2 separate regions of the Homo sapiens genome follow, and region 1 is linked to region 2. The links are chromatin loops, found by intact Hi-C in ENCODE. Cell type or tissue: chondrocyte. All regions are shown on one strand. Region 1 has its middle 50 kb from the start of THAP12. Region 2 overlaps EMSY (EMSY transcriptional repressor, BRCA2 interacting).

What was found. A loop is a pair of places that touch in the nucleus more often than their neighbours do. Peaks named below come from ENCODE experiments on the same cell type or tissue, not always from the same donor. Only the 100,000 strongest peaks of a DNase experiment are listed, where the experiment ranks them.
Region 1: it touches region 2 in a loop (2.6-fold over the local background); 11 of 110 quality-filtered maps call a loop at or near these places.

What each region holds. Positions count from the first base shown.
Region 1 is chr11:76,328,148-76,333,147 of GRCh38, reverse strand. No RefSeq gene overlaps it. Among named protein-coding and RNA genes, the nearest start is that of THAP12, 50 kb to the left of the region's middle. In chondrocyte, no CTCF peak of the experiment used is centred here; a DNase peak (open chromatin) is centred at 2,297.
Region 2 is chr11:76,510,430-76,515,429 of GRCh38, reverse strand. It overlaps EMSY (EMSY transcriptional repressor, BRCA2 interacting), which reads right to left. Exons shown (of 22, transcript NM_001300942.2): 11 at 1,895-2,044. Among named protein-coding and RNA genes, the nearest start is that of EMSY, 68 kb to the right of the region's middle. In chondrocyte, CTCF peaks have their summits at 1,922 and 2,128; no DNase peak of the experiment used is centred here.

The DNA.
Region 1 (5,000 bases), 180 kb after region 2:
CTACAGGCATGTGCCACCAAACCCAGTTAAGTTTTGTATTTTTGGTATAGACGGGGTTCCACCATGTTGGCCAGGCTGGTCTCAAACTGCTGGCCTCAAGTGATCCTCCTGCCTCAGCATCCCAAAGTGCTGGGATTATAGGCATGAGCCACCACAAGCAGCCTGTAAATGATTTTGAAAAAATAATATTTTGTGACACATGAAAAGTATACAAAATTTAAGTTTCAACATTTGTAAATAAGATTTTATTGGAACACAGGCATACCCATCCGTTTACGTTTGTTTATGACTGCGTTTGAGCTGCAGCAGCATTGTGGATTAGCTACAATGAGACCATATAGTCTGGGTATGGTGGCTCAACGCCTGTAATTCCAGCACTTTGGGAGGCTGAGGCAGGTAGATCACTTGAGCCCAGGAGTTCAAGAGACTGTATAGTCCTCAAGCCTAAAATAGTTACTGTCTATCCTTTACAGAAAAAGGTTGCTGACCTCTGCTTTAAACAATGCTGCAACAAATATCTTTCCCCATTACTGCAAACATGTAAGTAGATCTCTCATAAATAGCCCATTTGGTCTAAGCCAATCTGAGAGACATAGCTCAAAAAGCACATTTCACCGATTTTAGTTAATTTTTCTTTTATTATAAGTGAAGTTAACTAAGCATCTTTTTAAACACATAAAAGTGTTGGGCCATGTGTGGTGGCTCACACTTGTAATCCCAGCAATTTAGGAGGCTGAGACAGGAGGATAATTTGAGCCCAGGAGTTCAAGACCAGCTGGGTAACATGGTGAGACTGCTATCTCTACTAAAACTACTACCCAGGCGGGGTGTGGTGGCTCACGCCTGTAATCCCAGCATTCTGGGAGGCGGAGGCAGGAGGATCACTTGAGGTCAGGAGTTCAAGACCAGCCTGGCCAACATGGCAAAACTCCGTCCCTACTAAAAATACAAAAATTAGCCAGATGTAGTGGCGGGCACCTGTAATCCCAGCAACTCAGGAGGCTGAGGCAGGAGAATCGCTTGAACCCAGGAGGTGGAGGTTTCAGTGAGCCGAGATTGTGTCACTGCACTCTAGCCTGAGTGACAAGAGCGAAACTCCATCTCAAAAATAAAATAAAATAAAATAAAATAACTACCCGGTGTGGTAGCACATGCCTGTAGTCCCAGCTACTAGGGAGGCTGAGGCAGGAGGATTGCTTGAATCTGGAAAGTCAAAGCTTCAATTAGTCATGATTGTTCCACTGCACTCCAGCCTGGGTGACAAAGTGAGACCCTGTCTCAAAAAAAAAATTATATACATATATTTATATGTGTGTGTATATATATATATCATGTGTGTGTTTCCTCTTTTCTGTAAAATGTTTTTTTCAATTTGATAAAGAATATGGGCCAGGTGTGGCGGCTCACGCCTGTAAACCCAGCACTTTGGGAGGCCACGGTGGGTGGATCACTTGAGCCCAGAAGTTCGAGATAAGCCTGGGCAACATAGCGAGATCCTATCTCTACAAAAAGTTTAAAAATTAGCCAGGCATGGCTGGGTGCGGTGGCTCACACCTGTAATCTCAGCACTTTGGGAGGCTGAGGTGGGTGGATCACAAGGCCAGGAGATCGAGACCATCCTGGCTAACACGGTGAAACCCCGTCTCTGCTAAAAATACAAAAAATTAGCGGGGCATGGTGGCGGGAGCCTGTAGTCCCAGCTACTTGGGAGGCTGAGGCAGGAGAATGGTGTGAACCCAGGAGGCGGAGCTTGCAGTGAGCCGAGATCGCAACACTGCACTCCAGCCTGGGCGACAGACTCTGTCTCAAAAAAAAAAAAAAAAAAAAATTAGCCAGGTGTGGTGGTGCGTGCCTGTAGTCCTGGCTACTCAGGAGGCTGAGGTGGGAGGATCACCTGAGCCTGGAAGGTTGAAGCTGCAATGAACTGTGATCATGCCACTGCACTCCAGCCTGAGCAACAGAGTGAGACCCTGTCTCCAAAAAAAACAAAAAATATGAGCAAAAGTATTTTTCTTATTGCTTTACAAAAACAAGGGGGAATTAGCATTTTGTGTCTTGCATCCAAATGTTTTCTCCATTTGTTACTTGACTGACTTTTTTTTTTTTTTTTTTTCATGTAATAATGCTCACCTTGTCAGTGAAGGGAAGGTGGGTCCAGGTGCTGACAGTGAAGGGGATGGGGGACCTTGGCCAGGCAGACAATACTTGTTTCTGGATCCCCTACCTTGTTCCCAGCCCTGTCCCAGGCACTGGGGTCCAGCGGTGAGTGAGGCGGGCGGAGGCTCTGCCATCATGGCAGTGATGGGTAAGCAGGGCAGTACTAAGCGCAGGTGTTACAGGGACACCTCCCCAGCTGGACCTGAAGAATGAAGAGGGACTACCCAGGGGTCCGGGCTGCAGCGGGAGGATTCTGAGCAATAACTCGTACAAGGTTAGATCTTGGAGAGACAGAGGTTTCAGAGTGCAGGTTCTTGGAGCCTAAGCTCTACTGAGTGGTGATGAAGCACCTGGTATGGCCACACATGAAAGGCAAGGACAGGAGTCCCAGGAGTCTCGTCAAGTCTCTGAGGTGCACAGAAAGCTGCCCTGTGAGGGTCTAGAGAGTTTCACCTCTTTGTATGGAGGAGCAAAGTACCTCTCAGGGCTGCAGCTACCCTGCCAACAGACTTAAACTAGGGTCTGAGGGTTTAGAATTGGCCAGGGCGGAGGTGAAGCATTGCTCCGCACCAGGAACAGCAAAGGGCGTGAGGACAAGTCTGGCCTCTCTTGCAACGAAGACCTCTCCCTGCCCTTCCACAGCCCTAGCCTCCACTTCAGTTCTACCTCTCCAGAGTATCAAAGGGAGAGACAACTATGCCTGCAAAGACCAAGCGGCAGCCTGGGAGGGGAGGAGGGGGCTGGAGGGAGATGTGGCTAGAGGGTGAGACCAGCCCCTCAGGCCTTTAACATCAGGCTAAGCCAGCAGCCTACCAGCTGCTCCCCTGCCCAAAGCACCACCCCCAGAGCTCCCTGCAGGCGATGACAAGGATGAAGTGGGGAGGCAGGGGGAGAGTCAAGAGCTCACAAAGGTTCTGCTGTGCTTGACCAGGGCCTCCGCCAGAGCCAGATTGTTTGCTTGCTTGGAGGGAAGGATCTGATTTAAAAAGGTGGTGGCCCTGGGGTTCAGGGCCAGGCCTGCTGGCTGCCATCCTACACAGCAGCCCCACTCCAAACTCTCCATCCTGGGGCCCCCTCATTCCTCTTTACTTTGGTGTTCCCAGTTAGACCCAAGTAGGACTCCACAGCTTTGGGCAGAGGACTTACAAAGCAGCAGGGGCCAGTGCTCACACTTGGGACTCTAGATCACTGGGGGACCTGCAGGACCAGCCTGCTGGGGACTTCATGGAGAAGGAGGTGCGTGGAGGTGGCCCTTCACTGAGCACCTGCTGTATGCTGGGCATTGGGCAGGGCACTTCGTTTATGGGGTTCCCTTTTCATCCTTTAAGCAACAGTAGGTATTATTGTCTCCATTTTACAGACAAGAAAAGAGAGTCCTAGAAAGGCTAAGGGGACTCGCCCAGGTTTACACAGTGAGTCAGTGGTAGGGCTAGAATTCTAACTCAGGTTGGCCCCACCTGTGAATCTAATCTGTGCTTAACCCCTACACTGCTTTGTGCAGGACATAACCCTGTCTTGCACATGTCTGGCACAGAGTGAAGGTCCCATCATGTTGACTTTATCATGCACTTTCTCAGCTGGAGCTGTGGGCCTCACAGCAGCCCTTCGGGGTCAGTAATGCTTCTCTCGCTTTCATGATGTGGAGGCTCAAGCTTGCAGAAGTTGAGCAACTTGCCCAGGGTCACACAGCTAGTCGCAGAGGGTCAGGGAAGTCGGGGAAGTTCAAAGAAATGTGGAGTAGAGTGGGTTTGCCCAAGGAATGACAGGAATGTTCAAGGAACTGAAAGCTGGAAGTGTCTGCGGAAGCTGCAGATCTGCCGGCAAGCAGTGGGGCTGCTTATGGAGTAGTGAGCCCAGGCCCTGGAGCGGGGTCCTGGGGGACTCTCACTCAGCAGAAGAGCAGCCATCAGACACCTGGGCTTGGGACGCCTGCCTGGTCCCTTGTGTTACTTGGAAATGTCAGCAAGAAGGGCCCTTCACCGGGCATGTTTCTCTTCTGTCAGATGAGGGCTGTTAAATGAGGTCTTTGATTTTACTGTTCAGCAGTGGCATCTTTCTTTAAAATAGTCTTGGCCAGGCATGGTGGCTCACACCTGTAATCCCAGCACTTTGGGAGGCTGAGGCAGGTGGATCACCTGAGGTCAGGAGTTCGAGACCAGCCTGGCCAACATGGTGAAACCCCCGTCTCTACCAAAAATACAAAAATTAGCAGGGCATGGTGGCGTGTGCCTATAGTCCCAGCTACTCTGGAGGTTGAGGCAGGAGAATCGCTTAAACCCAGGAGGTGGAGGTTGCAGCGAGCCGAGATCGCGCCACTGCACTCCAGTCTGGGTGACAGAGTGAGACTCTGTCTCAAAAAAAAAAAAAAGTCTTAAGCTGAACTTTATTCATTCGCCCATTCAACAAATATTGAGACTTTCAAGGCACCTGAAACATATGGTTGACCAGACTTCTTCCTGCTTTGAGTGTCTCTGACTTGTGTTACAGAAATTAAGGGTCCCTACCCCTCCACTCAGGGTAGGAATGGGGCCACCTGGGCTGCTATGGGCCCATGCCCTCATTTGGGAGCTCCTTAACCATGGTGCTCCTCTGAAAGGTTCCCTGTCAGAGCTGAGTATATTCATATACTCACAATTGGCCATTTCACAGATTGGGTGGGAAGGCCCAAAGAGTGGGCCAAACCCTGGGTCCCCTGAAGCAGCCTCTTTGTGGCATCATTCATCAAAGAGGCTTTGTGCAATCGGAGGAAACTGGGCGTGTCCATGAGGAGAGAGAAGCAGCGAGGAGGCAAGAGTGAGCAAAGCCCACCAGGCGGGAAAGAGGCCCATTTTGCAGAAGCCAAC
Region 2 (5,000 bases):
CTCCAAACAGGAATTAAAAGCTAACTACATGAGTCTGTTGTAGTTTCTTACAAATCCAGTAACTCAGAAAGGCTATTCCTAAATTAAGCATCAATAGCCTTAGGGAGAATGAAAAAAAAATGACTAAGATAACATCATCTTCACTTGAAGAAATCTTTCATGATAATCAAATTCACGGACCACTTTGATAGCCATTTTCAATACTCGCCTCCTCCCCCCCCCCAAAAAAATGCTTTTACCAAGTTATTCACCTTTGAAAAATACAACCATTACCCAAAAAGGGAGAACGGGAGGAACAATAAGTAGAATTAGTTTATATTGGTTATAAGCATACATCTGAATGAAAAAAAAAAAAAACCCACAAAACTAGTGCAAAGTAAATATGCTATATGGATACATAGTTTGAATTTGGCAAATTACATCTGGAAAAATTTCAAATTAAGTTTTTGTTAAAAAAAGAAACACTTATTATAACACAGACACATAAATAGACAAAATATTATTCTTCACTACTTTTCCATAACATGAAGAATCATATATGCATAACACTGTTATCTATTTAGAAAAGTTTAGGGGAAGTATGATAAAAATACTAAAGAATAATAGTGTTTAAAAGCACAGGCTTTGCATAGAGACAGAAGGTAGAATGGTGATGCCAGGGACTTCAGAAAGTGGGGAAATGAAGCATTATTGTTGAATGAACACAGAGTTTCAGTTTCGGAAGATGAAAACGTTTTGGAGATAGATGGTGTTGATGGTTATACAACAATGTGAATGTACTTAAGGCCAATGAACTATATATTTGAAAATGGTAAATTTCATGTTATATATATTTTACTGCAATTTAAAAAACAAAAGAAAGCACAGGTTTTGGAGTCAAACTGGTTCAATCCCCAGTTCTGCCTCTTTTTGGCTACATGACCTTGGGGAAGTTGCTGAAAATGGAGATAATAAAGCCTAAAGGATATGAAGTGCAATGTCTGTAATGACCTTTACACACTGGCCAATAAATGACAGCTTATAAGCTTGAGACAGGTATCATTTTACACTATTTAAATTCTGTCATCTAAATACTAGCCATCCTCAAAAAGTTTGGTTAAAGAGTCATACATTTAAAATAACGGTAATGGCTAATTATAATATTAATAGTGACAACTATTGAGCACTATGCCGGGGACTTTCTACATACCTGATTTCATTTAGTACTTATAATAACGTTATGGCATAGGTATTATTATCCCATTTAAATAAACAAGGAAAAAAACAAAAACAAATAAACAAAGAAAAACATTTAGAGAGATTAAGTAATCTGCTCAAGGTCACATTTTAGATAGTGTTACTATCCAAAATGTTCAACACTGTCACTTCCTCCAGCATATGCTGGTTGCTTGCCTATCAGGGCACAATACCATTCTGTGCTTCCCTCAGTCTCAGTAACGCTTACTAAACTGTAATGTAACATATACTCTTCTCAACTTCATCAGAGTGAAATCCTTGTGGGTTGGGACTGTTTTAATTCATTCAGCAAATCCTGACTGAGCACCTACTTACAGACTAGCTCTATATATGTGGTAAATAAAAAGGATATGGTCCCTTACGCTCACAGAGCTTATGGTCCAATAAAAGGAACAATATCAAACAAATCAATATACAACTAGATACCTAAGAAATTATGGGAAGTGCTATAAAGGAAAAGAACAAAGGATCATTAGAAAGAATAACAAAAGAAAGTTAACGTCAGGGCAGTCAGTAGGGGTGTGAGAATCAAGAAAGGCCTCTTTGAAAAACTGTCCCATTAATCTCTATATCCCAAGTGTCAAGCATATTGCTGGTACAGAGAAACTGTTTGATGAATGTATGATGAATAAATGAACTGATGCTCAAGAGAACTTACCAGTAGGAGTGGTTACCAGTTTAGTTGTCATAATTGCACCATTACTGCTAACCACCATAATAGGGGAATTGCTACTGGTGGGTAGAGTTGCTGTCACTGGTTTGGGTAAGATTTTACTTGGTTGAACCTGTTGTGTGATGATTTTAACACCTTTGAAAGAAGAAAGATAAATCTCAGCACAAATTATTTTTAAATACATGTCCCTTATACCAACCCAAGAGGGCAGTAGTCACACACATTTACTCAGTCTTGTCTAAAGAGAAGTTTTTTTTAATACTGATGAAACTCTAAACTTTTATTCCTCAAATTCCTATCTTTCTTAGTTTATTTCTCATTTCAGAAATGCAACTAAAACATTGCATTAACAAACTTCATAAAGAAAAACAAATCTTTTGTCTATGATTGTGTTATACAAGAGCTTTCAAACCAAATTATCCACTGGACTTGACTTTACAGGCAAATAATCCTTTCCATACAAATACTTAGGATGAAAGGACTAGCATAAGAGGTCAGAAACAAAAGGTAATGTGCTTTTATGTATCCCCAACTTCGCCAAAATATTCACACAACTCCTTAAACTTACATAAAAGCTGTTGAAAATTATAAAGACAAAGAACATTTTTTGTTTGAATTTTTTAACTGCCTTCTTTTAAAATAATTTTTAATAGCTCACTTTGTCAAATACAGGATACAAAAAAAGATACATTATTATTCTACCTACACAAAAAAATGTGTGTGGACAAGAACTTGAAGGTGATAGGCAAAAATAAAACTAAAGTGCTAGGGTGGTGATTTATGGTTTTTTTTTTTTTTACATTTTCTAAATTTTTCTTTATAATGCCATAATTGTTACATTGACTTTCCAAATGTAAACATTCTTTTAACCCTTTTCCCATTTAGAAAAAAAAAAAGTGTAGCTTGCTGCCTGCATTCATTTAATTTTATATAAACATGCTCTTTGAGGCTGAAACAAATCTGAGTGATTTTCAATGTGAAAATAAAATATAAAAACTGTTTTTGAGAACTATGTTAACATCACACATAGGAATGCTAGCTTCTAGGATTTGACATTTTCAGCAATTGAGAATTACTATATTTTGTAAACGGAAATACCACTACTAAAAACAGAATGCTATAAATAGAATAATGTCTTTTGTTTCCAAAGTCAATATACTAGAGCAATGCAAAAATAATAATCAAAGCAAGATATTTCCTGGCAAAGTTATCTTGGGGTAAATGCTACAGCTGCAAGCACCACCAGCAAGTATTCTCGGGGTAAATGAGAAAAGGGTTAAAATAAAATTTCCTATGCCAACTATAAATTTAAATTGGTAGCTAAGGAAGGAAATTTTTGGTAACACTCTTTCCCCACTACTATCTTCACTGAAATAATTCATGAGTTAAAATATGTTGTTATAGACAACTAAGAATTATATTACTTTTTGAGATGGTGATTTAGGTTAAGACATTAGGAAGCAAACAGATCTATTTATTTAATAGCCTTACATAATTTTAAATTTCTTGTAGCCAACAAAGTTGTTAAAATTATGACATCTAAGTATATAATTAGACAGGCTACATAATCTCTGTGACTCAGTCTCCTCATCCATAAAATAATGATTCTATTAGTATATACCTCATAAGGCTGTTGTTAAGATTAAATAAATCACAACTGTAAAGTTCATAATGAACAGTAAAAATTCAGTAATTATTATGGAAATTTTAAGATTCTGATTATAATAAATCTTAAGCACTGAGGTTTGTGGGGGGAATAATTTCTAGTATTTATTTCATTAGTGAATTACAGTTATTATTATTTTATTATTATTATTATTTTGAGATGGAGTCTCACTCTGTCTCCAGGCTGGAGTACAGTGGTGCAATCTCAGCTCACTGCAACCTCCACCTCCTGGGTTTAAGTGATTCTCCTGCCTCAGCCTCCCGAGTAGGTGGGATTACAGGGGCCTGTCATCATGCCCGGCTAATTTTTTTGTATTTTTAGCAGAGACAGGGTTTCACCATGTTGGCCAGGCTGGTTTTGAACTCCTGACCTCAAGGGACCCACCAGCCTTGGCCTCCCAAAGGGATTACAGGTGTGAGCCACCAGACCCGACCACAATTAAGTAATTCTTAAAGCACATATAAAAAGGAGCTTCTAAAGAAATAAGCACACAGAGAAAAAATTAAGATAATCTTAAAATGACTTTGCTCAATTATATGCAAATAAGTTTAAAATCTGGATCAAATAGGTAATTTTCTAGGAAGTTATTACTTATCAATATTGACCCCAGAAAAGAGAAAAAATGTAAATAGACAAATTTCCACAGATAAAAATTTCAGGAGCTGTACCCCTTTGCCAAAAAGTAGCAGGCTCAGATAGTTGCATTGGAGAATTCTACAGTCTCTTAAAAAGAAAGTAATTCCAATGTACTTAAAGCCATTCCAAATATTGATATCTGGCACGGCGGCATCGGCTCTGCTGGCCCCCTAACCCAGTGAAGCTGGTAAAAATTATAAAACCACCATTGAAAGGGTCCAGAAATCGTGCCAAGGGCAAATAATAAATGAAAAAACATCTACTCAATAAAATCTCAAAAAATTCATTGAGAAAGGCAAAATCTGTGGTATTTAAACCAAGAGCATTTCCTCCTTCCCCACTACTAGCTCAGCAAGGGGTACATTCCATTCCAGATGGCTGCAGTGAAGAAGAACTCGGGATTCCTTCTCTGCCAGCTCCCAGTTGAAAGGTTTTCTTCTCAGGAGAAACCAGACTTCAGATTATATCATCCTGCACTCAGCTACCTACTACTAAGGCTAAGTTCTGGGCAAGAGCAGTATGGATGTGAGAGCTCTCTTATTCTGCCCAGCCCCCAGTTTGTGGACAAAGCTCTACCTTGGGCACAGTACCACTGAGTATACTGAAGTACTGATAGCCCTTGCCCTGGCTTGTGAGGCAGTGACTCCACCACCAAGCGAGGCAAACTGTGAGGACCTTTGGCTGCTCCCCAACCCCTTACCCCGACTCTGTGAGCACTCAGTGCGTAAAGCAGGGGTCTGTCAGAGAAGTCTGTCACTTACCCCACCCTAGATACTTCCTATTTCTGCA